2 separate regions of the Homo sapiens genome follow, and region 2 is linked to region 1. A link is an interaction called in ENCODE POLR2A ChIA-PET data of the cell type or tissue named here. Cell type or tissue: Panc1. All regions are shown on one strand. Links, peaks and the distances in the headings refer to the core of each region. The heading gives the core; the rest is flanking DNA.

Region 1 (15,155 bases), core at 3,081-11,080:
TACTGTTTTTCTGTCTTAACGCCAATACACTTTCTTTATATTTTTTAAAAGATTGACTTAGTTATTTATGAAACTTTATTCTTTTAAATAAATTGTAGAGATGTTTATTGAGTTCCTCAAAAAATGTAAAATTTTGATTTTCTTTTTCTTTTTTTATTGATATATAATAGTTGTACATATTTTGGGGATCATATGGTATTTTGATAATTGCATACAATATGTAATGATCAAATTAGGGCAATTGGGATAGCCATCACCTCAATCATTTATCTTTCCTTTGTGCTGGGAACATTTCACATCTCTTCTAGTTATTTTGAAATATACAATAAATTATTATTAACTATAATTTTCCTACTGTACTGTATCGAATACTAGAACTTACTCCTTTTATCTAACTATATTTTGTTATCCCTTAACCAACTTGTCTTCAGCCCCCTCATCTCTTCCTCACCTCTGATAACCACTACTCTCTACCTTCATGAGAATGAGAATAACTTTTTTTTTTTAAACACGGTCTCACTCTTTCACCTAGACTGGAGTATAGTGGCGTGATCTCAGCTCACTCCAACCTCCGCCTCCCAGGCATGTCTTTCTATGCCTGCTTATTTCACTTAATATAAGGAACTGGATCTCCAGTTCCATTCATGTTGCTGCAAATGACATGATTTTATTATTTTTTATGGCTGATTAGTATTCCGTTGTGTATATATACCACATTAAAAAAAATCTATTCATCCACTGATGGATGCATAGGTTGTGGCCCTCTTGGAGCTTGTCTTTATTTAGAATTGTGATTTTTTTTTTTTTTTTGAGACAAGGTCTTGCACTGTTGCCCAGGCTGAGTACAGTGCATGATCACGGCTCACTGCAACCTCAGCCTCCCAGGCACAAGCATTCCTCCCACCTATCCTCCCAAGTAGCTGGTGATATGGGCAGGAGACAAGGAAATACTGGGTAGAAGAGGGCGGCTCCCTGGCAAAGGCCCTATCCTCAAGCCTGGATACCTGCAGCCCTAAATGAGAACAGGCATTTCTGTTTTTGTGTCCCAGAATTTGCCTTTTAGCCTGCCAGGTCCCCTATCCTGCCCCAATAGAAACCCCAAACCTCAGGCTCCAGAGGAGACCGGCAGAGCAGCAGAGCAGCAGACCAGCAGACCAGCAACAGCAGAACAACCAGGCAGAGAAAGGGAGAAGAGGCGGGACATCTGGATGCCGAGGGGAGTTTGGCCAGGGGCCGTTGGAGAAGAAGCCAGCTGCTGGAAGAGGCCAGCTGCTGGGAAGATCACTTTCCCACTCCATCCCCCCTTTCAGCTCCCCACTCATCTTGCTGAGAGCCACCTCCACCACTCAATTAAACCTTGCACGCAGCTGGGCACAGTGACACATGCCAGTAATCCCAGGACTTTGGGAGGCCGAGGTGGGCAGATCACCTGAGATCAGGAGTTTGAGACCAGCTTGGCCAATATGGTGAAACCCCGTCTCTACTAAAAATACAAAAATTAGCCTGGCTTGGTGGCAGGCACCTGTAATCTCAGCTACTTGGGAGGCTGAGGCAGGAGAATCACTTGAACCCGGGTGGCGGAGGTTGCGGTGAGCCGAGATTGCGCCACTGCACTCCAGCCTGGGTGACAGAGTGAGATTCCACCTCAAACAAACACACACACAAACAAACAAAACCTTGCACTCATCCTTGGAGCCTGTGTGTGATTCGATTTTTCTGGAACACTGGGCAAGAGCTCGGGATATGGAAGTCTGTTACACTGGCCCTCTGCCCTTGTGTTAAGAGCTGATTAACACTCAAGCCGTCTGCAGACAGCAAAGCTGAAAGAACTTGGTAACACTGGAGTTGCAGGCACCCACCCCTAGACACTACTGCAGGGCTGAGAGCCCAAAGCACTTGCCCTGGCCTCTGCACCTGCCTGTTTGCATGCTCCCCCTAGGGATTTGAGCTGCAAGGTGACGGAACAGGCAAGTTGCATCCCTGTCGCACATCCTGCAAGGGGAAATCAGGGAACTCTCCCACTTCCCTGGGACTATAGGTGCAAGCCACCATACCTGGCTAATTTTTCTGCATTTTTTTGTAGAGATAGGATTGCATCATATTGCCCAGGACGGTCTCGAACTCCTGGGCTCAAGCAATCTGCCCGCCTCAGCCTCCCAAAGTGCTGGGGTTACGGGTGACAGCCACCACGTCTGGCCTTATTTCTCTTTATAAATGAATTGTTGTTTTTTGAGCACTACCATTTTAGGCAGGAGGTGGGAGAAGATAAAGTGTGAGAGGCTGGTTGGGGTAGCAAACTAGGCTGATAGTGAAAAAAATGTGTTGAGAAATAACAGCAGTTAATTTCTTTTGAATGTGTCACATAGATTAAGTGGTTTAATTTTATTGAATCCTCACTACAACTATATGAGGTAAATACCATTATTACACCCATTTTACATAGATGAGGACATTGAAGCTGGGAGGAATAGTAAAACTTGCCCAAGGTCACAGCCTGTAGGTGGCAGAACTTGGTGTTAAACATTAAACCCAGGACTGTCATGCTCAGAAGCTTTAATCTTTATGATATACAGCCTTCCAGTTCAGAGTAAGCTGGGCTGAGCTAATTATACTTGGAAGTAAGAGATAAACGTAGGCAAACGATTATACAGCTGAATGTTAGGAGTCGAGAATCCTGCTCATTTTCTTCATTGGACAGACCCCAAAAGCAGACTTTTTTTTTTTTTTTTTTTTTGAGACGGAGTTTCGCTCTGTCGCCCAGGCTGGAGTACAGTGGCGCGATCTCGGCTCACTGCAAGCTCCGCCTCCCGGGTTCACGCCATTCTCCTGCCTCAGCCTCCCGAGTAGCTGGGACTACAGGCGCCCGCCACCACGCCCGGCTAATTTTTTGTATTTTTAGTAGAGATGGGGTTTCACTGTCTTAGCCAGGATGGTCTTGATCTCCTGACCTCGTGATCCGCCTGCCTCGGCCTCCCAAAGTGCTGGGATTACAGGCGTGAGCCACGGCGCCCGGCCCAAAAGCAGACTTCTTTCATCAAAGGGACCCTAAATAAACACCTTGACCTCAGCTCAACAAACTGTCAAACTTAAAAAAGGAAAAAAAAAAAAAAAGGGCATCATTGATGATGCTCTGCGAGCACAGTGCTTTTTTTTTTTAATGGTTTGTAAGTTTAGTGGGTTTGTCCTGGTAGAGATTAGCCTAGGTAAAAAGCCACAGCTTCTTGCTCGCAGTGTAAATGTTTATAGACTGGTGCTTGCTCATTTTAGCTTTTCTTGTTGAGTCACTTATACGTCTCATTTTTCCTTACAGATTATTTCAAAAATAAACTTTTTACTGAAGTTGAAGATACATATAGAAAATTACATACATCTTAACTGTAAAGCTGAATAAATTTTTACAAAATGAATGCACTCATGCAGTCAATACCCAGATTAAGAAATAGAACATTACTAGTCCTTCTGAAGTTCCCATTAAGCGTCTTTCAGTAACTTTCCATCAAAGTATCCATTATTCTGATGTCTACGCTGTGGATTAGTTTTTCCTGTGGTTGAGTTTTATAGAAATTGAATCATGTGCTATACACTCCTTTACTTTTTTTTGCTCAACATTATATTTGTGAGATTCTTCCAGGTTGTTGCGTGTTGCTAAAGTTAATTTATTCTTTTTGCTGTATGGTATGTCATTGTTTGACTATGCCACACTTTACCCTTCTAATCCTTAGAATTGGACGTTTGGGTTGCTTCCAACTTTTGGCTACCATAAGTAGTGTGGTCATGTCCTTGTAGACTTTTGATTTTTTTTTTTTTCAGTCAGCCTTTAAGATGTGCAGCTCATCATATCATGCTGTAATCAAGATGTGACAACAGTCATGTCATGTCATGCCACCCAGTCCTTTGGCTGTACCACCAATGTATTGCATAAAACCACTCGATTACTCTTAGGTAATATGTATGTGTGTACATGTTCATGTGTGTGTGTGTGCATGTACAGATTTTTTTTCCTTTACATCCTTGAATCACATTATATATGAAGTTCTCTATACTGCTGATGTAGCGGCTTCATTGTCTGGGGTAAATAGCTGGGATTTGTTGTCTCGCACCAAGATTAAAGACATGGACACACGCAAGGAGTCAGTTTAGGAGTAGAGGTTTAATAGGCAAAAAAAAGAGAAAGGAGAGCAGTTTCCTCTCTCTTACCAGACAGAGGGGCGTCTGAAAGGGAAAAGCTGGCCTGCGGTGGACCATAGCAGATTTTACAGGTAGGCTTGAGGAGGCAATGTATGATTTATGTAGGGCCCACAGATTGGTTTGACCAGGTGTGACATTTACCTAGCTTGTGGGGAAGGCTGGTCATCCCACCCTAATCTTATTATGCAAATGGGCTTTCCACTTGGCCAGTGCCATCTTGTCTGCTCCTTGCTGTATGCATGGCTGGCAAAGAGAAGGGAAGATGGATCTGCCATTTTGATCATGCGTAGTCCCAGGTAGCCTTTTCCTATTGGCACGACTGGCGACATTCACCTGTGCAAGTTTCCAGCTTGCTTGTCTATGTCTGCAGCTTGATTTTACAGGCTGCTCTTTGTTAGAGAAGAAAATGATGTTGGGGCTGCTTTTCATTAAAGGGAAAACATTACTAAGGACTTCCTTATCCTCACTATCTGCCTAAGTAATTTCTTTTTAACTCCTATGTCATTGATTCTGTATGACTTTGCATTGTGAGCATTTCTCACTTTATAAAAATTCCTGCAAAATGTAATTTTTAATGGAGATCTCTATCATTCTGTCTTATGGCTCTACCACAATTTATTTAACTAACCCCCTAATGGTTGATATTTAGCTTATCTGCAGTTCTTGTCAATACAAATAATGCTGTGGATAAACTACCTTGGATGTAAATCTTTGTCTCTTTTGCGCCTCTGCTTTGAATGGGACTGAAAATTCCCTGTATGGTTAGTGTGGGACTTGTAGTTTAGGGTAGCAGAGGCACTATATATCTTTCTTGTGACATATCTCGCTTTATTCCATTAGTATCTTCATCTTGGAAATGAGAACATACAGTTTCCCACTTACCTGGGCCCTCTGGATGTAGCTTGTCCAGGCCAGCCACTGCAACTTTGCCCTCAAGAAATGAACACTTGTGTATAACCAACTCTTTTAATCTTTACAACTCCAGAATTTACCTCTCAGTTTCATTGCGGTTTACAATTGTGGAGGAGGGAACTTAGAATTGCTTCCTCTTGGGAGAATAATCGGGCAGGAGCAGGAGATGTAAATGAAAGAGTAGAGGGACAGGTAAAGGGCAGAGGGGCTGTAGATCCATGATTTGCCCCTGTTTTGGGTCTGTATTCATTTCTGTTTGGCAACAAAGCTGAGGTATCATTTAGGTAACCGCTATTTTCAGTTTCCATCCATATGCTATTATAGTCCATTCATATGCCATTCTATTTCAACTGCTATTTTCTTTTTTTTTTTTTTGAGACGGAGTCTCGCTCTGTCACCCAGGCTGGAGTGCAGTGGCGCGATCTGGGCTCACTGCCAGCTCCACCTCCTGGGTTCATGTCATTCTCCTGCCTCAGCCTCCCGAGTAGCTGGGACTACAGGCGTCCGCCACCATGCACGGTTAATTTCTTTTTATTTTTGGTAGAGACAGGGTTTCACCGTGTTAGCCAGGATGGTCTCAATCTCCTGACCTTGTGATCCGCCCGCCTCGGACTCCCAAAGTGCTGGGATTAAAGGCGTGAACCACCGCGCCTGGCCTCAACTGCTATTTTCAATTCCATTCATATGCTATTATGAATATATGATTGGTGGAGTTAGGTTCCTGAGAAAGCTGAAGGGCGTGGAGGCAGAATTCAGAAACATGTTCATATCTTTCCTATTAAAATAATTACAGGGCCAGGCCTGGTGGCTCACATTTGTAATCCCAGCACTTCGGGAGGCTGAGGCAGGAGGATCACTTGATCTCAGAAGTTTGAGACCAGCCTGGGCAACGTGGCAAAACCCCGTCTCTACAAAAAATACAAAAATTAGCTGGGAATGGTGGTGCATGCCTGTAGTCCTAGCTACTCGGGAGGTTGAGGTGGGAGAATCACTTGAACCCAGGGGGCAGGGTTGCAGTGAGCTGAGATCATGCCACTGCACTCCAGCCCGGGCAACAGAGCAAGACTCCGTCTCAAAAAAAAATTCCACTTTATCTTGTAACCACAGTTCACTTGTCCTTCCTTCATGGCAGGGCTCTTCAAAGGAGGCATCTGCACTTGTATTCTTCACCTCCTCACCTCCCAAGATGTAGTTTCAATTCCAACCAGTCCAACTCTGAAGTCATTCCCCGTGACCCCTGCTCCTGCTCACCATTCCCCATCCAGTTGGCAGAGTCATTTTTTTAGCCCTTTTTCTTCCTTACTTTCCCTTTCTCCACATCCAATCAATCATGAAGACCTTCTCAGTTTACCTCTTAAATTTCTTTCACTTTACTCCCATTGTCACCACCTGTAATAATTTGCTATGGCTGCCATAACAAAGTACCGCCAAGTTAGTGGCGTAAGTAACAGAAACGTATTGTCCCATTGTCTCTTGTTGGTTGGAAGTCGAGGTGTTGGCGGGGTTGGTTCCTTCTGGGGGCTACGAAGGAAGGCTCTGCTTCAGCCCTTTCTCCTTGGCTGGTAGATAGCCAGCTTCATGATCATAGGTGTTCTCCCTGTATCTTCACATTGCCTTTCCCCAGTACCTATCTGTGTCTCAATTTCCCCTTTTACCAAGGATACCAGTCATATTGGATTGGGACCCACCCTAATTATTTCATTTTACCTTGATTAGCTTTGTAAAGATCCTATCTCCAGGCCAGGCATGGTGGCTCACGCCTGTAATCCCAGCAGTTTGGGAGGCCGAGGCGGGCGGATAACTTGAGGGCAGGAGTTCAAGACCAGCCTGGCCAACATGGTGAAACCCTGTCTCTATCAAAAATGCAAAAAATTAGCCAGGTGTGGTGGTGCACACCTGTATGCCCAGCTGCTTGGGAGGCTGAAGCAGGAGAATCACTTGAACCTGGGAGGCAGAGGTTGCAGTGAGCCAAAATTGCACCACTGCACTCCAGCCTGGGCAACAGAGCAAGACTCTGTCTCAAAAAAAAAAAAAAAAAAAGAACCCTATCTCCAAATGAGGTCACATTCTGAGGTACTGGGGATGAGGACTTCACCATGGATTTTGTTGGTGGAGGGAGGACACAATACAACTCCTGACGCTGCCTCTGTTCAAGCCTTTAGTGTTTCTCACCTATGTCATTTCTTCAGGATAAGCTTAGGACTGTCCCTGCTTCCAGCATTGTCTTATTTCAACCCAGCCACTACTCTGCTGCCAGAAGATCTCATAATACTGCTGTGGCTGTTGGGATAAGCCAAGCTCCTCACCATGCCTAGCATGCCCTTTGTGTTCTGGGCCTTTGCTCTCCTTCCGTCTTATTTCCTGCTGCTCACATAGCATTGCTGCAGCCATCATGACCCTGTGGGATCATTGCCCTGCCTTTGGGCTTGGCTGTGTGAAGTTTTTCCTGCCTGCGATGGTTTCTCTCCCTACACTCCCTGAATAAATGACTCATGTTGGGTCTTCAGGCCAACTGCAGCATTATCTCCTCTGAGAAAACCTTCCCTAATTCTGGGTTTTGTGCTTCTCCTCCATGACTTAGGTCCCTTGAGTTTCCTTTGCCATTGCCCTGTACTACAGTTTTATTTATTTATGAGCTTAGCCCCCTTACAAGAGCCACATCACCAGGACATCTAGTTCAATGCCTTGTATACCAAAGGCACTCAATGCACATTTGCTGAACAAATAAATATGTGAGTGAATCAGTCTTCATTTAGAAAATTGCAGTGTCAGCCCAGGTGCAGTGGTTCATGCCTGTAATCCCAGCACTTTGGGAGGCCGAGGTGGGTGGATCACCTGAGGTTGGGAGTTCGAGACCAGCCTGAACAACATGGTGAAACCCCACTTCTACTAAAAATACAAAATTAGCTGGGTGTGATAGTGCATGCCTGTAATCCCAGCTACTTGGGAGGCTGAGGCAGGAGAATTGCTTGAACCCGGGAGGCAGAGGTTGCGGTGAGTTGAGATTGCGCCACTGCACTCCAGTTTGGGCAACAAGAGTGAAACTCCATTAAAAAGAAAGAAAGAAAGAAAGAAAGAAAGAAAACAGCAGTGTTGGCTGAGTGCAGTGGCTCATGCCTGTAATCCCAGCATTTTGGGAGGCCAAGGTGGGCGGACCACCTGAGGTCAGGAGTTCGAGACCAGCCTGGCCAACATGGTGAAATCCCCTCGTCTCTACTAAAAATACAAAAAAAAAAAAAAAAAAAAAAAATTAGCCAGGCATAGTGGCACGTGCCTGTAATCCCAGCTACTTGGAAGGCTGAGGCAGGAGAATCCTTTGAACCCAGTGGGTGGAGATTGCAGTGAGCTGTGACTGTGACATTGCACTCAAGCCTGGGTAACAAGAACAAAACTCCATCTCAAAAAAAAAAAAAAAAAAAAAAAGAAGAAGAAAAGAAAAAGAAAAAAAGAAAATTGAAAATTGCAGTGTCACAGTGAGTAAGTGGACTAGTGGTAACAGGAACAAGGAGGGGCACAATAAAAGGCGTGGTAATTGGAATGGGTTTATAATTCTCACCAGAGAAGAAACACAGCATTTCGGCTGGTGTCGCTGCTCCAGGGAAAGTTCTGTTACTCCACTGACTCTCTCTTTTCCTGATAACATGGCCAGCAAGAAAGTAATTACAGTGTTTGGAGCAACAGGTAAAAAGTCTTTAATTTTTAGGGCATGCTGACTTTGCTCACTCTCCTGTCTTCCTGTTTGTAACTTTAGAGCCTGCAAGTGTGGGCTGAACAAAGAGCTCTTTGGAAGAAATTTTTTAAAGTATCCTATTGCTTTAGTTCTTGATGTGGTAAAGGGGTGGCATGATTTGATTTGTAACTTGATCTCAGCAGGACAAGGACACTGACGTAATCTCCCTTTCCCAGTCATGGGGCTAACTGGTTGGTATAAGTCTCATTTCAACATAAGCTATACTCTGAAGTCTTCTCTCCACTCACTTCCTAATAAGCAAAAGGTACAAGTGTGAGGGGCCTGGGGGTTTGTAGTGAATATCCAATGCCTGACCAATCTTCCAGGGAGTCTGCAAGGATGGAGTGTGTGGGAAGTTTGCATTCCTGGCTCCCTTACAGTTTGTTCCTCAACAGTCAGAGCCATCTTTGCACAATATAAATCAAATCAGGTTTTTCTCCTTCAATCTATTCTCATTTCAGCCTCCCAAGGATCCATTTGAAACTGTCAGATCATGTCAGGCCTCTGCTCAAAACCCTCTAAAAGATCCCAGCCCCATGGCACTCCCAGTAAAGTGCAAAGTCCTGCTAATGCCCTGCAACAGGGCCTTGGAAATGTTGTGTCAGAACTCTCTTCCTGCCACCCTCCTCTCACTCCGCTTCATTACCCTGGCTTTCTTGCTGTTCCTCCAAAACAATCCCACAAATACAAAGGCTCTGGCCTTTGTATTGGCTGCTTCTTCAACCTAGAATGATCTCCCTCTGTTACTGATATAATTTGACTGTGTCCCCACCCAAATCTCATCTTGAATTGTAGTTCCCACAATCCCTACATGTCATACGAGTGACCAGGTGGAGATAAATGAATGCTGGGGGCGGTTCCCCCAGCCTGTTCTCATGATAGTGAAAAGAGAGAGTTCCCTGGTCCTGGTCCCCCACCACAGGGTGTGCCACAGGGGTGTGGCTCTCTGTTCTGCCACTGCAAGCTCAAACTCTTTAAGAGATGGGGAGCATGCATACCGGTAGGTGCAGGAACTGGGGCAAGTGCTTTTGGGCTCCAGCCCTATGGCAGCATCTAGGGGTGGGTGTCTGTAACTTTCAAAGCCCAAGTGTGCATGTGTTACAGTGCACTCTTTTAGCCTTGCCATCCACAGATGGCTTAAGGGTTAACCAGCTCAGTGAACCCTCTGCCTTTTTGCAAAAGGAGGGGGCTAGTGTGACAACTTTCTGTATCCCAAGCCCTCATCCAGCATCCCAGAAGAATCAGGTCACACATGGACTTGAAGGATGAATGCAGGGGTTTTATTGAGTGGTGGAAGTGGCTCTCAGTGGGATGGTTGGGGAGCTAGACAGGGGATGGAGTAGAAATATGATCTTGCCCTGGAGTTTGGCTGTCCAGTGGCTGATTCTCCGAACATCCTCAGCCAAACTCCTCCTGACGTTCCTTCTCTTCTCTCCTCTGCTGCACCATTCTGCCATCTGTTTGTCTCCTTGTCTCCTAGTCTGCTTCTGGAGCCTGGGGTTTGGGGCTTATATGGATACAGGATAGGGGTGGTGGCAGGCCAGAAGGCAACTTTTGGGGTGCAAAAACAGGAATGCCTATTACTTAGGGCAGCAGGTATCCAGGCTTAAGGGTGGGGCCTTTGCCAGGAACCACCCTCTTCTACCCAGTATTTCCCTGTCTCCTGTTCGTATCAATAGTGAGTTCGTTCTCATGAGATCTGGTGGTTTTACAAGCGGCTTCCCCCTTCACTGGGCCCTCATTTTCTCTGCTGCCACCCTGTGAAGTGGTGTCTCCCGCCATGATTGTAAGTTTCCTGAGACCTCCCTAGCCATGTGAAACTGTGAGTCAATTAAACCTCTTTTCTTTATAAATTACCCAGTGTTGGGTATTTCTTCACAGCAGTGTGAGAAAGAACTAACACAGTTACCCACTGCTTTCCCCCTCATGCCATTCAGGTCTCTGCTTAGATGTTACCTTTTCCATGGGGACTTTCCAGACCTCTATATTTGAAATTGCAACTCTGCTTCCACCCTGCCCATGTCTGGCTCCCTTCCTTACTTCAATTCTTCTATTTCTGCCTGTCTTTCCACACTAGAATATAAGCTCTATGAGAACAGGAATTTGTCTGGAGGAAGTCAAGGGCTAAAGCAGGAAGCAGAGTGAAATAAATTCTCAAAAATCAACAGTCAAGTATGATATTAAAAGGAGAAGAAGAGGCAATGGAGCGGGGGATGACTCTATTAAGCGTTAGGGTGATGGTAAAGATGTTGGCTTTTCCTGAAAGAGAAAAGTGATCGAAGGGTTTGGTTTTTTCAGTGTGTTTGTGTTTAGCTACAGGGTCTCACTGTGTTGCCTGGGCTGGAGGGTAGTGACTCTCCATCCCAGGAGCCATCATAGTACACAGCCTCAAACTCCTGGGCTCAAGTGATCTTCCCACCTCAGCCTCCCAAGTAGCTGGGACTGCAGGATTGCAACAGCATACCAGACACTGAAGGATTTTGAGCAGAGGAATCACATGACTTTGGTGTTAAAAGGATCATTTTAGCTTATGCTTTGTGAAGGGACTATAGGGGATAAGGGCTGAAGCAGGAAGACCTGTTAGGAGGTGGTTGTCATAAAATAGGCGAGATGATAGTAGCTTAGACCAGGGTGGTAGCAATGAGATTGTGGAGAGTGGTCAGATTCTGTGGAGGTTTTAAAAGTTGTGTTGGCAGGATTTGTTGGTGGACCAGATATCAGGGGTAAGAAGGGAAGAGTTGAAAATGACTCTGAAGTTTTATGGCTTGAGTAACTGGAAGAATAAAGTTGAGATTCACTGAAATATGGGAGACAGTGGGGAGGAGGAGGTCAGGAACTCCTTAAACTTGAATTGGTCTCATTAAACTTGAGTTGCCAACTAGGCATCCAGAGACTGGGTAGGCAGTTGGATAAGATTTTTGGGAGTGGCCAGTCACTCTATTAATTCTGTCTTCTAAATCTCTCTGATTTTTTCCATTCTCCCTCTTAGAAGCTTTTTCCACACTCCATTTGCCTTCTCTCCATGTTCCACCTTTAAACAGAACCATCTTTCAAATCTGATTAATTTTTCAAACCTTGTAGACAGCTAATACCACCTTGTATCACATTCCCATTCTCCTTCATTACTGCTCAAGATGTAAGCCCCTCTGGTTATTAGTCTCAACCCTATATTTCGCCACGCATCCTTTCCTTGACCCCACATCTCAGACTCCCTTGCCTACAAAACCTTCTCACGGTACCCTTCTGTTCCAACATCAACATCTTGCTAAATGCCCCCTCAACCTCTTTGAATAAATGGTCACACTTGACTTTTCTCTCTCAATCCTCCCTGTTCATCATCACCACATCCAGTTAATCACCAAAATCCTGTTGATATCATCTTGTCAAGGAAAACTGTGAAGGCCCGGCGCAGTGGCTCACGCCTGTAATCCCAGCACTTTGGGAGGCCGAGGCCGGCGGATCATGAGGTCAGGAGATCGAGACCACCGTGAAACCCGGTCTCTACTAAAAATACAAAAAAAAAAAAAAAATTAGCCGGGCGTAGCGGCTGTCGCCTGTAGTGCCAGCTACTCGGGAGGCTGAGGCAGGAGAATGGCGTGAACCCGGGAGGTGGAGCTTGCAGTGAGCCGAGATCGCGCCACTGTACTCCAGCCTGGGTGACAGAGCGAGACTCCGTCTCAAAAAAAAAAAAAAAAAAAAGGAAAACTGTGAAAGACTTTGAAATGGGAAAAAAAGGTTGCTGGGTGTCCATGCCCAGGGCACCGTTCTCACTTTTGTGAGCCTTTCCTTGTTTTTAAGATATCTATAACTCTATAAGTTGTAGCAAATAGATAATAACGCAACCGATTCTTGTCCATAGAAATGCAAATGAAGGCCGGGTGTGGTGGCTCATGCCTGTAATCCCAGCACTTTGGGAGGCCGAGGTGGGCTGATCATGAGGTCAGGAGTTTGGGACCAGCCTGGCCAATATGGTAAAACCCCGTCTCTACTGAAAATACAAAAATTAGCCAGTCATGGTGGCAGGCACCTGTAGTCCCAGTTACTCAGGAGGCTGAGGCAGGAGAATCGCTTGAACCCAGGAGGCAGCAGTTGCAGTGAGCTGAGATCACGCCACTGCACTCCAGTCTGGGCAACAGAGCAAGACTCTGTCTCAAAAAAAAAAAAAAAAAAGAAATACAAATGAATTGTGTCTGGTGGACCACAATTGATTATTGCCTGGTGGATATTGACTGGTTTTGTCCCTAATTGTACATTCATTTTAGCATTTTGGCATTCTTGATTGCCTACATATATGTGTGTTCTTTGAATTTTTCTTATAACATTGTACTGGTTCCCTCATTAATTAATGAGTTAAATAAAATTTTGACACATTCATTTTATGTGTGTACAAATTATCATTTTACTCTTTAAAAATGTATCCTTTAATATTCTGAGTATCTCTTAAATTTGCATTATTCCCTCCACCTGAATAACCCCTTCTAGCACAGGTCATTATCAACCTTTACCTAGATTATTTTAAAGCCCACTAATTGTACCCTTGTCTGTGGTCTCTCTATCCTATTCCACACTCTCCATTAACCAGAGCACTTTCCCAGCATGTAAGTCTGAACATACTGCTCAATTTCATAAAATCTCCTGCTCCCAGAACAAAGTGCAGCCCTCTAGGCCTATTTTGCTTCTCCAGCCTCATGTGTGACATTGACCTGCAGTTCTCAGTCAGATTCATTTCAGTTCTCTGAATTCACTCCCTTCTCTGTCACCTCTAGAATAAAGCACTTGCAATTGCTTTGCATGCAACACACTCCACATGCCTCTCTTCTCCCAATTCTTGCCTGTTCTTTAGGGCTCATTTCTGTTACCACTTCCTTCAGGAAGCCTCTCTCTAGTCTGGGTTAGATGCTCCACTTATGTCCTCCTGTGTGCCCTCAGCCCTTTACCTCCTCCCCTAATAGCACATATCACGCTGTATTATAATTGCTCTTTAATGATCTCCTCTGCTAGTCTTTAAGCTCTGTGCTGGCAGGTGCCATGTTCAGGTTTGAATCCTGAAATCCTTACTTAAGCAGCTGTATAATCTGGGGTAAATCCTTGAACTCATTAGGCCATAATCCAATATATAATGTCTTTCATAAATTTTATCTTATATCCAACTTGTTCAAACCTGCTATTGTTTACCACTACATCCCCAGGGCATAGCACAGCATGTAAAAGTCATTCAAAAACATGGTCCCAGGACAATAACAGAAACCTCCCTATAAAAATCCTTTTCAAGGACCATGACCCACCCTACCTACTCCAGCACCCCCCAACCCCCTGCAAAAAGCACAAATTATACTCAAATAGAAAGTACTTCAGTTTGTTTAGATTTTTATTTTATAAAGTCAGAGTAAAATATTCAACCCACCTGCTTTTTAATTGTGAATGGTTCCATATAATGGCCATCCTAGGAGGGATGAAAAAGGGTTTTGTTTTACTTTCTCTAATTTATAAAGAAAAAAAGGTTTATTTGATTAATGATTCTCGTGGCTGGGAAGTTCAAGATTGTGCATCTGCATCTGATGAGGGCCTCAGGCTGCTTCCACTCACGGTGGAAGGTAAAGGGGAGCTGGCATGTGCAGAGATCACATGGAGAGAGAGGAAGCAAGAGGGAGGGTGGAGGTGCCAGGCTCATTTTAACAACCAGCTCTCACAGGAACTAATAGATGAGAACTCACCTCTGAGGGAGGGCATTAATCTATTCATGAGGGATCTGCTCCCATGACCCAAACACCTCCAATTAGGCTTCAATATTGGGAATCACATTTCAGCATGATGTTTGGAGGGGACAAATATCCACACCAGCAGTCAGTGTTCTGCAATTTCACAGTGATGCGCATAAAGTGGGAGTTCATTTATCATTGTATGGGGCACTCAGTGACCTCTCAATCTGGAAGCTCAGTTAATATCCTTGGACTCCAAGAAATTACTATTTTCTTAGATAATTTCAATACCTCCATCTATTTCTCATTCTATAATTCCCCTGGCTTGATCTTCTAATTATTTTTCTCTCTCTTATTTTACTTGCTTTATTTTTCCCCTTCTAATTCTGGGAGAGTTCTCCAACTTTTTCTACTGACATTTTATTTCTGCTATAATAAATTTTTGAGAGCAGCTGCTTATCTTTTGAATGCTTGCTCTCTTTCTCCTGTCTCTTCTTCTCCTCTTTTTGGGCTGATATAGTGTTTGGAATGCAAAACCTTTTCTAATCTCAGAGGATATTAATTTGGAGTCTTACTCTGTCACCCAGGCTGGAGCGCAGTGGCGAGATCTTGGCTCACTGCAACCT
Region 2 (15,155 bases), core at 4,292-12,291, 640 kb after region 1:
TTCCCAAAAGGAAGTGGAAATGGGTAGAAGCTTTAGTTCTTCTTATGACTTAGCCTCATAAGTCGTGCAGCATCCTTTCCATCGCATTTTCATTTATGGAGGCAGCCACAAAGGCTCATCCCTCTTCCTGGGGAGGGGAATTAGACTGGACCTTTCAAGAAAAGAATCTTTAAGGTTCTGAAGGATATGTAGACCTGCAAATATTGTTGTGGCCATTTTTTGGAAAATACAGTTTGCCCCAGGTGATCAAATGAGACAGCCATACAATTAGCAGCTGAGACTGTGGAACATCAGAACAGCCATGGAGGGGCCACATAGTGCTCACAAAAGGCAAGTGAATTCAGAAAGAATGAGGTGACCATTTGCAAGTCCATGAGTACCAACCCCTATCCCTGCCATCAAGGAAGGAAAGCATTCTCGCAGCTGGAGTTTCAGGGATGAGATCTGAGCAAATGTCACACCATTCTGGCCCCTAGGATTATCCCTTTCTCTGCTGGGGTGCCTGGGAAATGTGGATTACACATCGGTGATATTAATGAGAACATGAGAGATGCTGATCTATGGACACTCGAAACTGAGAGGAATGTCAAATGACAGATCTGGTTTCTCACTATAGCTGCCAACACCTCTCAGATCCCAGTTCCAGAAAAAGAGGACAACTATCTGTTTTTTTAAACCTAATAGTATGAGAAAAGTCTCTTCAAGTAAATTGTATCTTCTACTACTCTACAGGACTCAACATAATCATCACTGAATTTATTTCTTCTGATTGCCAGGCACTGTGCTAGGTGCTGGGATATATAAGAGAGCTTTTTAACATAAAACGCACACACCTAATTAGCCAGCAAGCAAGACAAACAAAGGCTGAATCACTGGCCAGTAAGAAATCTTAAATATGTTAGTTAAACATGGAAAGTTGAGTTCATTTACCACAGAAAGAACACTTACAATTAAATTATGACAATGGCCGGGCGCGGTGGCTCATGCCTGTAATCTCAGCACTTTGGGAGGCCAAGGCGGGCGGATCATGAGGTCAGGAGTTTGAGACCAGCCCGACCAACATGGTGAAACCCCATCTCTACTAAAGATACAAAAATTAGCTGGGCACGGTGGTGCATGCCTGTAATCCCAGCTACTCAGGAGGCTGAGGCAGGGGAATCACTTGAACCCGGGAGGCGGAGGTTGCAGTGAGCCGAGATCACGAGATCACGCCACTGCACTCCAGCCTGGGCAAGAGACCGGGACTCTGTCTCAAAAACAAACAAACAAAAAAATGACAGTAAAACATGTTTCAACAGTCTATGCAATAAACAGAGAAGGAGGCCACACTCTGCATTGCCTGCATTATCCATCACAGGATTTTTGCCCTGGGCCTCACAAGCCCAGTCTGTTGATGAGCAAGTGGTTAAAGCTATGTCCCCTTCATGTGTGGCCATTGCCTTTGTAGGGGGCATTTTGAAGACATTGAAGAAGAACGTAAAGGATTCCTCGATTTTTGATCCACTTAGATGGTAAAACTGTAGATAATGAAAGAGATTTTAGAACTCAGAACAAGACCTTTGAGAAATTCTCTGTGAAGCCCATAAGAACAACCTAAAAATAGGCATTTCTACTTGCTATGGTTTGAATTTTAGCCCCCTCCAAAACTCATGTTGAAAATCCCCGATGTGGCAGTATTGAGAGGGGGAGCTTTTAAGAGGCGATTGGATCATGAGGTGATTGCCTTTGTGAATGGATTAATCTACTCATGGACCAGTGAATCAATAGGGTTGTTGGCTTTTATGAAGAGAAAGAGAGGCCTGAACTAGCATGCTCAGCCCCCTCACCATGTGATGCCCTGCACCATCTGGGGAGTCTGCAGTGTCCTCACCAACAGGAAGGCCCTCGCCAGATCTGGCCTCTTGAACTTGCACTTCTCAGCCTCCATAACTGTAAGAAATACATTTTTTTATTTATAAATTATTCAGTTCCAGATATTCTGTTACAAGCAACAGAAAACAGACCAAGACACTTTTTTTTTTCTCAGCTCATTGCAACCTCTGCCTCCTAAGTTCAAGGGATTCTCCTGCCTCAGGCTCCTGAGTAGCTGGGATTACAGGCACCCACCACCATGCCCGCCTAATTTTTATATTTTTAGTAGAGACAGGGTTTTGCTATGTTGGCCAGGCTGGTCTTGAACTCCTGACCTCAGGTGATCTGCCTGCCTTGGCCTCCCAAAGTGCTGGGATTACAGGTGTGAGCCACCTTGCCCAGCCCCAAGACACTATTGATGTGATATTTGAAGGCACTGAACTTGAAACTCTAGGGAAGAACTCAAACCAGCTCATCTGAGCATGTATGTGCATACAGAGAATTTGATCAAGGAAGGTAATGCAAAACTGAGCTGTCACAAACTATCACAGTACGTGGTTTCTAAAATTTATTTCTATGGTGGCCTTTGAAGCACAAACCTTAGGAATTTTCAAGCCCAGACTTTTATCAGCATGGCTCACTTCTGAGAGGAACTGGCTGAGCTGAGAAGTAGCCATAGGCTACCAGCCCTGAGTGTGGTGTCTCTGGAATTCTGGTGATATGAATCCCACATGAATATGAATCCCAGAATGATAATAAAATTTTGGACACTGTGGCCAAACCGTGGATAATTCCTGGATCCACTCAGTGCACAGATATCATGTTGTCTTTTATTTAACTCTTGCTATAGAAACTGAGAGCCCCCTCAATTACATAGACCTAGGTCCAGGAAGGAAACACACTTAATTGACACACCGCACAGTTGTCCAGAAAGCAGTATGTGAAACTGCAGTCTTCTCATTGGTTTGCTCAAACATGATTGTGCTTAGCTCCGAGTCTACAGTTCTAAGTCCAAGTGCTGGCTCTGCGGTGAGACTGGATTTAAATCCCTTCTCTTCCAATTATTAGCTCCATGACCTTGAACAAGTATGACAACCTCTCTGAGCCTCCTCACCCAACTCATATTGTGAAGATTGAACAATATGATATATTTAAAGTACCTGGTATGTAACAAGCACTCATTAAATATTAGGTATTATTACTGTTATATAATAAATGTGACTAAACTTTTTGAACCAATTTGCATCTCTGTTAAGACATATTTTTGAAACACTAACAAATTTCCCCAATGTCAAACAGTGTAAAACATTCATTGACCTGCACAGGTGTGGATTTCTGACCCCGTGACACCCTTTCCTTGGGAAAAAACCAAGAATGTCTCCGCTGAAGAATATCTGCAGAGAATACATGGAAACCAATCCTACATTCTCAGCCTGCTCTAGGCCCAGAAAAACAGAAACTGCTATGAGGGCTATTACTAAACATGGAAAGAGGGAAAGATAAAACAGCCACAGAGCCTCGGGAGAAATGAGAGCAGACATCTCAGGAGCTGGCCTGAGACACGCCACCTGGCAGAGTGTTTGTATAGCAGGAAGCCTCAGACCTCTGACCTTCACTGCTAGAGATCTGGCAGTCCAGAGTTACAGCGCTTGGTGTGACCCATTGCCTTTCCCCACCAGCACTAGGGTAACCAGATCATCTCTGTTTGCCTGGGACTTTTTCTGTTTTAGCACTGAAAGTCCCATGTCCCAGAAACTTCTCAGTCCCAGACAAACCTGGACAGTTGATCCTTCTAAGCCCCAGCATGAAAGGTGCTGCTTGCATGGAAGCCCATGCAGCTCACGTCATTCAGAACTGTTATGAGCAAGTGCAGAGTGATGGCTGAAGGCACAGGAGGGGCTAGAGCTAGGCTGAGTTCTGAGACTGTCTCATGAAGGAGGAACTCATGAGAGCTGTGCATGGAGACCAGGTCGGGCTGCACCATAGCACAACTGTCACCCGGGTGAACACGTGCCAGGGGAGGGCCAGACCAAGGCAGAGCCTTCCCAAGCTGGTTCACAGATTGGCACACACTGAAAACAACATTCTACATTGCACATTTACGCAGGGGACAGGGAGAAAATAATTTTGTTTGGTACAAGTTGTATATGCACCCTCTTCCTTTATATTAAAGATAAATTATTGCATGTGCTGACTATATGATAAAAACATAAGCATAACTATAATTGGCTTTCATTTCCATTTTCTGTTTATTTTAATGAATAATGTTAAACACTTATACATACTAAGAAGATAGGCTACTTACATGGTTATGGGCTTAAAGGCCTCTGGGGAAAAATATATATAATATATTTATAAATAAATATATATTATATATAAAATATAAATATGTAATATAAAATTTATATATAAATATATATAATATAAACATTGTATATTATATAAAATATATATCATATAAACATTGTATATAATATATATAATATAAACATCATATGTTATATATAAATATATATATTATATATACATTTTGACAGAGTCTCACTCTGTCACCCAGGCTGGACTGCAGTGGCACAGTCATGGCTCACTGCAGCCTTGACCTCCCAAGCTCAAGCCATCCACCCATCTCAGCCTCCCAAGTAGCTGGGACCACAGGTGCATGCCACCATGCCTGACTAATTTTCATATTTTTTGTAGAGACGAGGTTGTAAATATCTTTAAATTTTTTTTTTCTAATCGTATGTTGGCAAAATTCTCCCACTTTTGTTTGCTGTATTCCTTTAAAAATTTATTATTATTTTTAAAATACTGTTTATTAATGTTTTTATATAGAGATGTGGATCTCACTATGTTGCCCAGGCTGGTATTGAACTCCTGGGCTGAAGCGATCCTCCCGCCTCGGCCTTCCAAAGGGCTGCGATTACAGGCAGGAGCCACCGTGCTCAGCCTGTTTGCTCTATTATTTTTTAAATTTTTGTTTGTCTCTTTTTGTTTGTTGTGTAGTTATTAATTTTATGAATCTCCTTAAGGTAAATATTAAGGGATTTTTACAATTTAGATAATAAAATATATTAGTTGTTTGCTATAAACAGTGATATTTCAGATTTTTGGCTGACTTGGACTCCTGACAGCTGGCAACAGCCCACTGGCTGGTCTGAGAGTCCCTGTCACAGTCTGAGCTTGAAGGCACAGTTTGCAAAAACCCTCAAGAAGGAAAGCCCAGAACCAGCAAAAAACATCTTTTTTTTTTTTTTTTTTTGAGACGGAGTCTCGCTCTGTGGCCCAGGCTGGAGTGCAGTGGCGTGATCTCGGCTCACTGCAAGCTCCACCTCCCGGGTTCATGCCATTCTCCTGCCTCAGCCTCCCGTGTAGCTGGGACTACAGGTGCCCGCCACCACGCCTGGCTAATTTTTTTTTGTATTTTTTAGTAGCGACGGGGTTTCACTGTGTTAGCTAGGATGGTCTCGATCTCCTGACCTCCTGATCCGCCCGCCTCGGCCTCCCAAAGTGCTGGGATTACAGGCGTGAGCCACCGCACCCTGCCACAAAGAACATTTTTTAAAATGTTCCTCTATTTGCATGAAAGGGCACTGCCTGCTGTGGAAAGGATGGATCCGGTGCACATTCTATCAACTATGGAGAGTCATGCAGGGAAACAGATTGGTTGCTGTCCAGCTTCCAGGTCATTCTAGTGTCATATTAACTCCCCTTTCCGAGTGCTGCCCGGGGCCTATTCATGCCTACCCCTCCCCATATGACTCAGGGAGGGGCTCTCTGTACTCTTGGCAGCCAGAGAAAAGCCCATGATCTCTGGTGTAGAGATGAAGTGGGCACAATTACATCAAAAGGAGAGAGGGAGAGCTCACTCGTGAAAGCTTTCATTTGGTATAAAGAAACAATCAGGGGGAGAAACGAGATGGGGGTGAAGCTGGAGATATTTCGGATGATAATCTACCTCACTTTCCCTGTGGCTATGTTCTGGGTTTCCAATCAGGCCGAGTGGTTTGAGGATGATGTCATACAGCGCAAGAGGGAGCTGTGGCCACCTGAGAAGCTTCAAGAGTTAGAGGAATTCAAAGAGAGGTTACGGAAGCGGAAGCGGCGGGAGGAGAAGCTCCTTCGCGACGCCCAGCAGAACTCCTGAGGCCTCCAAGTGGGAGTCCTAGCCCCTCCCCTGATGAAATATACATATACTCAGTTCCTTGTTATTCAAAAAAAAAAAAAAAAAAGAGAAAACATCAGGAGCAATTGTAGGTTTCTTCAATGGGAAAAATAAGATTAAAACAATATACTTCATTGCTTAAACATTTATTAAACAGCCACTATGTGCATGAACTTCAGGAGGCACTGGGAAACCAGGGATACCCAGAGCCCAGCTCCTACACAGAGGAGTCCAGCCAGTGCAGGGTGGGGTGCAGGCCGTGCTCCAGCCTGTCCTCCGCAGCAGATCCCTGAGCTCAGACTCCTCCCAACACACAGCTTAAGAAGGTGCCTTCCAATCTATTAGGCATCCTCATCTGGGGTTTGCTGATGATGAGTCTGGTTTTCTTTCTTTCTTTCTTTCTTTCTTTCTTTCTTTCTTTCTTTCTTTCTTTCTTTCTTTCTTTCTTTCTCTTTCTTTCTCTTCCTTCCTTCCTTCCTTTCTTCTTTCTTTTTTCCTTCCTTCCTTCCTTCTCTCCTTCCCTCCTTTCCCTTCCTTCCTTTCTTTTTCCTTCCTTCCTTCCCTCCCTCCCTCGCTCCTTCCCTTCTTTCTTTCTCTTTCTTTCCCTCTCTCTTTCTTTCTTCTTTCTTTTTCAAAACAGAGTTTCACTCTTGTTCTCCAGGCTAAAGTGCAGTGGCGCGATCTCAGCTCACTGCAACCTCCGCCTCCCAGGTTCAAATGATTCTCTTGCCTCAGCCTCCCAAGTAGCTGGGATTACAGGCGTGCGCCACCATGCCTGGGTACTTTTTTGTATTTTTAGTAGAGACGGGGTTTCACCATGTTGGCCAGGCTGGTCTCAAACTCCTGACCTTGAGTGATCTGCCAACCTCAGCCTCCCAAGCTGCTGAGATTACAGGTGTGAGCCACTGTGCCCCAGCCTGGTTTTCTTTTTTTTTTTCTTTTGAGAAAGAGTTTCCCCTTCGTCACCCAAGCTGGAGTGCAATGGCACGATCTCGGCTCACTGCAACCTCTGCCTCCTGTAATCCCAGCTACTTAGGAGGCTGAGGCATGAGAATTGCTCAATTGCTGGGATTCCAGGCACACACCTCCACGCCTGGCTAATTTTTGTATTTTTTGTAGAGATGGGGGTTTCATCATGTTGGCCAGGCTGGTCTCGAACTCCTGACCTTGTCATCTGCCCGTCTTGGCCTCCCAAAGTGCTGGGATTATAGGCATGAGCCACAGCGCCTGCCCTGGTTCTGGTTTTCTCCACTCCTGCAGCATGGTTTTCATCACCTTCTCCCACCTCCCCTTCCTCCTCCTTCACACACATTCTTCTTTGAAAATGTCATCACCACCTCCTCTATGTATGGCACGGAACCAGACCCTGGCCACCGCTGTTTATAGCAAGAGAAGCGGACCATAGTAGAGGAGCTGTGCCAAGCAGGCCCTGTGCTCTCAGGACAGCAGTAAGTTGTAGCTGCTCCAGACCTGACACGTGTGCTCTGAAAGGTGACTTCATTCCTTGTTGATGAATGCATCTGAATGGAAAGTGTTAGAATGATAGGAACTTTAAGTCACACACTTATTTTAGTATTTAACAAAATGCCTCGGCTAAGGAAAAAACTAAACAATTGAGGCAATTGCAAAAAATCAAAGTCTGACAACCTCATGGTTATAGCCCTGTTTCCAGAGTAGTAGGCCCCCTGGCTCTGCCCTTGTGCACCCCAAAACAGCCTGGCCTGTAAGTGGAAAAGTACATGTGGCATGTGTGTGTGTGTGTGTGTGTGTGTGTGTGTGTGTTAGAGACACCATCAGAGAGTGGCAGGGCAGAGACAGAACTTAGGCTCGTAGCTGCTGGTGGGTTAGAATTTCTACTTGGGTGGAGCTCAGGTAGCCTGGCCGGTGGTGAGGTGGACTGACATGTCACAAAGTGGCGCTCACATAGCATTTTATGTTCAACTGAGAAAACACCAGTCATTCATAGCAAAGGAAGGGAAGTGCTGACGGAAATTAGGGTGCCCTAGGCCCCATCCCCATCCACTCCAGGTCACCCTGTATGCCCCGATTCCCTGCTCGGGTTCTCTGGTCAATAATTTTTCCCTGGACACTGAATAACAAAAGGACTTTGAACTTACACTTCATTACATCAGAAAGTCACTGAACCTTGACCTGTTAGTTTTGGATTTTCTACCAAGAGATAATGCTGCCGCCCCTCTTTACAATCTCCTCTTTACATGTCGTCTCTGTTGGTTTAAACTGTCCTTGGTAACCATTTCCTATCCCTTCTTAAATGTGACGTTCCCAAATTTCTTTTGGTTAAGGGTTGTATTCTCTGTTCACTTTTCAGAATATGCTGTGTTTTAGTATACAGTGAGTGGACATTGTTTTTTAGCAGTGATCAAATGACATAGGAACTATGAGAGGACCACTCCCTTCTTCAGGGCGTGACTGCCTGCCCTGGGCACTGCTGCCTTCTCCTAGACACTGCGGCCTGTTGCTGGGCACTGCTTCCTCGACCCGGGCACTGCCCGGCTACTGGACCCTGCCCTCTCCTGCCCCAGCTGAGGCCACGGAGCACCCAGGGCCATCCAGAGCTCTGTGCAGACTGTAGAGGAAGGCCTCTTTTCTCTGCTGTGTTACAAGCTGTCAACAGGCATCAAAACAGAGATACCTGAACTTCCTGGGGTCCTCTAGGGACAGTCTCTTCAGTTCTTATTTGTAACAGAACTTGGATATGAGTTCAAAGTAGGGCTGAGCCAGAAGCCAAAACTAAGCAACACTCTTGTTGTTCCCATTGATCACGGAGGCTCTGTTACCAGGCCAGGCCTGTTGGTCCTGACTCTCCAGCCCTACTGCAGGTGGTCCGTCCCACTAGTTCCCAGAGAGCAGCAGCACAGCTTGGAGGAGGCTGAGGCTCTGGGACTGCACAAAACATACTAGCTATCTATGCAACTCTGTCCTGTTTAATTCAGGAGCGGGAGCTGAAACTTTTAGAAGCTATGGGACACATATTGGAAAAGAAAAATCAAAGCTTGGCAGGGCGTGGTGGCTCACGCCTGTAATCCCACCATTTTGGGAGGAGGAGGTGGGCGGATCACTTGAGGTCAGGAGATCCAGACAAGCCTGGCCAACACGGTGAAACCCCCTCACTACTGAAAATACAAAAAATTAGCTGGGCATGCTGCCGGGCACCTGTAATCCCAGCTACTTGGGAGGCTGAGGCAGGAGAATCACTTGAACCCGGGAGGCGGAGGTTGCAGTGAGACGAGCTTGCACCACTGCACTCCAGCCTTCCACTCCAACAAGAGTGAAACTCCATCTCAAAAAAGAAAGAAAGAAAAAAGAAAAATCAAAGCTTGTTGAGCAAGTGGCAAGGTTCAATATTTATGCAAATCTAAGGAATACAACAACATGTACATTGGCACGTCATTCACAATATGCTGAGTTAATATAAGTGATGACAGTCATATGTTCATAGACATACAATTTCAAATGCAAATTTTAGGATAGTCAGTTGAGGGTAGAAATTGTGAGATTTTTAAAAGAAAAATGCCTTTTTCATTTTATGTTGTTTCTCATCTGTGTCACTATGGTATGACTCTAGGTGATTTTGTAAGAGCCAACACTTGCACTGTTTTCTGAACAACTCCAGGCTTCTGTTTGGGGAAACCCACCCTGAGGGAGTGAAGCAGGAGTTGTCGCACTGTGGGGCACACGACACAGGGCAGGATTTGGATCCTGGTCAGAATTCTGCCTCTACCTCTTGCCAGCTGTGCAAATCCCTACACAGAAGTTGTGATATAAAAGATCAAGAGAGCAAGATAGATGATGAGAATTGTATATTTTTTCTTTTCTCTTCCTTCCTTCGTTTCTCTTTCCTTCCTTCCTTCCCTCTTCCTTCCTTTCTTCCCTCCCTCACTCCCTCCCTTCCTTACTTCCTTCCTTCCCTCCCTTCCTTCCTTCCTTCCTTCCTTCCTTCCTTCCTTCCTTTCTTTTTCTTTCTTTTCTTTCTCTCTCTCCCTTCCCTTCCCTTTTCTTTTCTTTTCTTTTCTTTCCATGTTTTGCTACATTGCACAGGCTGGACTCAAACTCCTGGGCTCCTAGTAGTCTCATCAGCTACTAGATACTCCTAGAAGCTGGTGATACTATAGGCACATGCCATGACACCAAGCTTGATAGGGATTCTTAATTGATTTTTCCCTTGGTCTGTATTTGATCTATTATTTGACCTGTTTTAAGTATTTTTCTTTTATTTAAATGACAATTTTTTCCCATTTTTTCGAGTCAGGGTCTCACTCTGTCACCCAGGCTGGAGCGCAGTGGTATGATCATAGCTCACTGCAGCCTCAACCTCCTGGGCTGAAGCAATCCTTCCACCTTAGCCTTCAGTGTAGCTGGGAATGCAGGTGCACGCCACCATAACAGTTATTTTTTTTGTTTTTCCTAGAGACAGCATCTCACCATATTGCTGGGCTGTTCTCAAACTCCTAGGCTTAAGTGGTCCTCCCAACTTGGCTTCTCAAAGTGCTGGGATTATAGGTATGAGCCACCACGCCCAGCCTCAATTCCATATTTTTCTTTTTTTTTTTTTTTGAGATGGAGTCTCACTTTGTCACCTAGGCCGGAGTGCAGTGGCACAATCTCGGCTCACCACAACCTCCACCTACCAGGTTCAAGTGATTCTCCTGCCTCAGCCTCCCGAGTAGCTGGGATTACAGGCGCCCATCACCACTCCCAGCTAATTTTTGTTTTTAGTAGAGACTGAGTTTCACCAGGTTGGCCAGGCTGGTCTCAAACTCCTGACCTCAGGTGATCCGCCTGCCTTGGCCTCCCAAAGTGCTGGGATTACAGGCTTGAGCCACCGCGCCCGGCAGTGACCATATTTTCAATTTAAAATTTCTGATTCTTTAAAAAATCTGCTTTTCTCCAGCTGTGCCTTGAGGTTTCGATGAATAACATGGCTGGATTTAATTTATTAGTTGGGCAGGCACCTAGCAGAGTGGTAATTGGAAGAAAGGATTTTAAAGACCTTGAAAAAGGCTCCCTATAGAAAGGCCACCTGAGCATGGCATTCCTGTGGAAGGGCCTAGATGTGAGCAGCTCAAGAGCAGACTCCAGGTTCACAAGGATTTCTACCATTCCCTAAGCAAAGTCCATACTCCTACACCTCGACTTTGCCAACATATTCCTTCCAACCGATAGCCGTACTCCCATTTCTATCTATCCAAATCCTGCCCATCCTTCAGGGTCAAATTCAAAGTGTCCCCTGTCCACAACACCTTCTTTCCTCTCCCCCTGTCCACCCTCAGCTGGAAATGATCCACTCCCCCCACCCCACCCCCACTCTCCTGCAAATGCCTACAGCACTTGGTTCCTCTAACGTACTAGTTATGATTAATGACTGGCTATATGATTTACATGGCCCAATGCAAGATGAAAACCCAGGGCCCTTGCTAAAAATTCAGGCTGGTCAACATGGTGAACCCCTGTCTCTACTAAAAATACAAAACTTAGCCAGGCAGGGTGGCACATGCCTGTAGTCCCAGCTACTCAGGAGGCTGAGGCGGGAGAATCGTTTGAACCTGGGAGGCGGAGGTTGCAGTGAGCCGAGATCGCACCATTGCACTCTAGCCTGGGTAAAAGACCGAGACTCTGTCTTGAATAAAAAAAGAATTTCAAGACAGCCACAGCAGAACATTCCACAGGCACAGGGTCCTTTTAAGTGCAGGGGCCTGCACAGGACACACACCTGGAAAGCCAGCCCTGGTGATTATACTTGCAGACTCCAATGGGAAGCTGAAAGTCCACTGGGCAAACACAATCTTTTAAATGCCTACGGAATCCCCTCCCAGGGAAGCTTCTGAGCTGCTCGCCTCTCCTTCCTCAGCCCTGTTTCATTGTCCCAGCACCTCTGTGCCTGCTTCTCCACCTTGCAGGAAACTTAGCTGTGTACTCGCATCCTGAGCCCCAACCAGCCACTCTGACCTATGCCTACTGCCTTCTTCTCTTTGAGTCCTGCCTCATTGGGTTCCCTGAGTTGGCCGCTGTTCCTTGTAGCACAAAGAATGGGGAAAGATTGATCGGTTACTTTCCTACAGTACCACTATCCCCCTTTTGTTCCGGTTCCTCTTGTTACAGGAAGTTGCCGACACACAACCCTCTCTTTGCCAGCCTGTTGATGGAAAAAGATGTGACCTCTAGCACTGTTTACCTGTTATATTTCTACCGTCTGAGTAAGTGGTAATATAGCCGCTTACCTGATGCCAGGAATGCTAAGCATACCGTATTACTTAATGCTCTCATTAGTCCTTTGAAGTATACATTGCTGCTATTCCTTTTACAGAAGGATAAAATGAGATGCAGTGAGTTAAGTAATTTGCCTGAGTTGTTAAAGCTAAGGAACCCTTACTCTTAGCCACCAGGATGTATCGCTTCTAGAGACAGGCCACTCGAAGGCAAAGACCGTATCTTGGTCTTTAGTGTTCCCTATATTGCCTCTTTGTGCTCTCAGTCCTAGTGTATTATTAGAGCTATAAAGAACTCTCATTTATCGGCCAGGCGCGGTGGCTCATGCTTGTAATCCCAGCACTTTGGGAGGCCAAAGCGGGTGGATCACCTGAGGTCAGGAGTTCGAGAGCAGCCTGGCCAACATGGTGAAACCCCATCTCTACTAAAAATACAAAAATTAGCTGGGTGTGGTGGGCACCTGTAATCCCAGGTTCTCGGGAGCCTGAGGCAGGAGAATCGCATGAACCCAGAAGGTGGCGGTTATAGCAAGCCGAGATCGCGCCACTGCACTCCAGCCTGGGCGACAGAGTGAAACTCCATCCCAAAAAACAACAACAAAAAAGGACTCCCATTTATTGATACCTTACCCTGTGCCAGGCCCTACGCTGAGCATTTTGCAAATGTTATCTCACTAAATTTTCAGCTCATCTCTACTAGCCAGGTTTTACTGCCCGTATTTAACAGATGAAGAAACAAAGGCAGAGCCAGATTTAATCTCTAGTTAGGTCACATAGCAAGTAAATAGTGGCACCAGGGTTTGGACTTGGGTCTATCCTGATTCTCCATGTAAGCTCCCTCATCAGGTTGCTCCCACACCTCTTCCTCCCACCCATCCAGCCTCTCTCCATCTTACCCTTACCTTCCTGCAAGTATCCATCCTCCCACGCCTCAGTCTCCATTAGAATCTGAATTCTGGCAGGGCGCGGTGGCTCACGCCTGTAATCCCAGCACTTTGGGAGGTCAAGGCAGGCAGATCACCTGACGTTAGGAGTTCGAGACCAGCCTGGCCAACATGGTGAAACCCCATCTCTACTAAAAATATCAAAAATCAGCCGAGCGTAGTGGCGGGCACCTGTACTGTAATCCCAGCTACTCGAGGCTGAGACAGGAGAATCGCTTGAACCCAGGAGGTGGCGAGATTGTGCCACTGTACTCCAGCCTGGGTGAGAAGAGCAAAACTCCGTCTCAAAACAAAACAAAACAAAACAAAAACAAAAGAATCTAAATTCTGGAGGCTCAATCTGTTGTTTAACCTACCAAATGATCTCGCTGCCTGTTGCATAATCCCAGCACAGACAGAAAACTGCCCACATTAGCTGCCCTGTCCCTGTGATCTGCACCTTCTCAATTTCAATTTGTCTCCTTTTACTATTCTAACAAGAGCATGAGAGGCAAAGACTGCCCATATCCTCAAGTGTATTCAAGAGATCAGACAACAAAGAGTGAAGAAATGCTACAGCCAAGAGCCATGCCAGATCCAAGCAGAGTAGGAGGCTTAGTCCCCTCTTATGGGTCTTCCATTAGCCTCATATATTTTCCCTCTCAACATTCAAGAAGTCTCATCAAGGTAGTCTATGGAGAAGAAGGACTTGTTTGTTGGTTTCATTGTTAATCTTTCTGAGGGTCCAGATATGCCTCTGAAAACCAAGAGAACCCCTCCTGTCCTGCCAGTAGCAGCTGGCTAATCTTCATCCTGTAATTGTTGAATTGTCCACATGTACACACATGTGCATGCACCAGATCACACCCACTCAGAGAGCTAAGAATTAATTTCACTCCTAATCACAGGATGATTCATCCTATTATTTAATCATTGGTGCTAGTCTTGCCTGGTCAATAGGATGATGATGTAGTCTCAAAACTAATTCACCTGAGAAGTATGTAAAGGAATAGGGATATTGGAGGCCAGAGAAGGAAAACAAGATACAGCACAGATGTCTCTAAATACCTGAAGCATAATATAGAGACCAGGGATTTAGTCTGTATAGTGTTTTAGTTCGGGTAACTCCCGAGGGCAGAATCTGGGTTTGTTGGTCAGGTTACAAGGCAGGCAGGGAAATCTCTTAGTAATCAGTGTGAAGCAACAATGGAATGGGCTGCAGGAGTGGGAGAGAGGCCCTCATATCTCCACATCCTCAAGCAGACACCAAACACTGGAAGGAAGCTCTGCATTGAGTGATGGGCTGGTCCAGAGCAACCCCGTCAGTGATCAGGTTTGGGGCCCAACTGTGCTGGGCAGGAGGCAGGTGCTGGAAATCAAGGGTAAATAAGGCATGGACACTGCTGTCATCTGGAGACCCTTCCACCTCAGGGACTGTGCTCCTCAGGCTGAGGGCAAGAACCACAGCTTACACTTCCCTCGTGTGTTCACAATAGTTGTATGGCATCAGACCCAACAGTGAACACCCAGAAGACAAGAATTATACCTTCCATTTGTGTTTCCTTAGCACCTAGCACAATGTCCAAGAAACAGTTTTGAAGTTAAGGAATGTGTCCAGAGAATACCCAATATGTGTCAATAAATGGATCCACAGAATCTTCAATATTGACTCATTGTTGAAAGGACCCATTTTAATCCCAATAGCCTGCATGATGGATAAAGAAGTGCCTAAATGTAATAAGGAGCAATGAATTACTTGACTCCAGTGGCCTCTGTGTAACCTTCACTGGTAAGGCCATGGCTTTTCTGAAAATCTCCGTGACCAAGGACATCAGCAAGCATAGCACAGGGCTCATTAGAAGAAGATGATTTCACCTGCCATCTTCCTTCTTGTCTGAAGAGTGCCACTCACTCGCCTTGCTTTGAAGACATCAAAGTCTGGTGACAGAAACCAGCAGGAAAGATGGATGTGACTATATGCATTGACTACCA

Evidence for each region. Peaks named below come from ENCODE experiments on the same cell type or tissue, not always from the same donor. Only the 100,000 strongest peaks of a DNase experiment are listed, where the experiment ranks them.
Region 2: POLR2A ChIA-PET joins it to region 1 with 17 read pairs; 2 of 35 experiments call an interaction of 5 or more read pairs at or near these places.

What each region holds. Positions count from the first base shown.
Region 1 is chr3:185,951,298-185,966,452 of GRCh38, forward strand. It overlaps the pseudogene NMRAL2P. Among named protein-coding and RNA genes, the nearest start is that of TRA2B, 21 kb to the left of the region's middle. RefSeq lists an enhancer at 1,539-2,062. In Panc1, for the core only: no CTCF peak of the experiment used is centred there; no DNase peak of the experiment used is centred there.
Region 2 is chr3:186,591,209-186,606,363 of GRCh38, forward strand. It overlaps the pseudogene PET100P1. Among named protein-coding and RNA genes, the nearest start is that of AHSG, 14 kb to the right of the region's middle. RefSeq lists an enhancer at 5,732-6,026. In Panc1, for the core only: no CTCF peak of the experiment used is centred there; a DNase peak (open chromatin) is centred at 7,485; H3K27ac peaks cover 438 bases.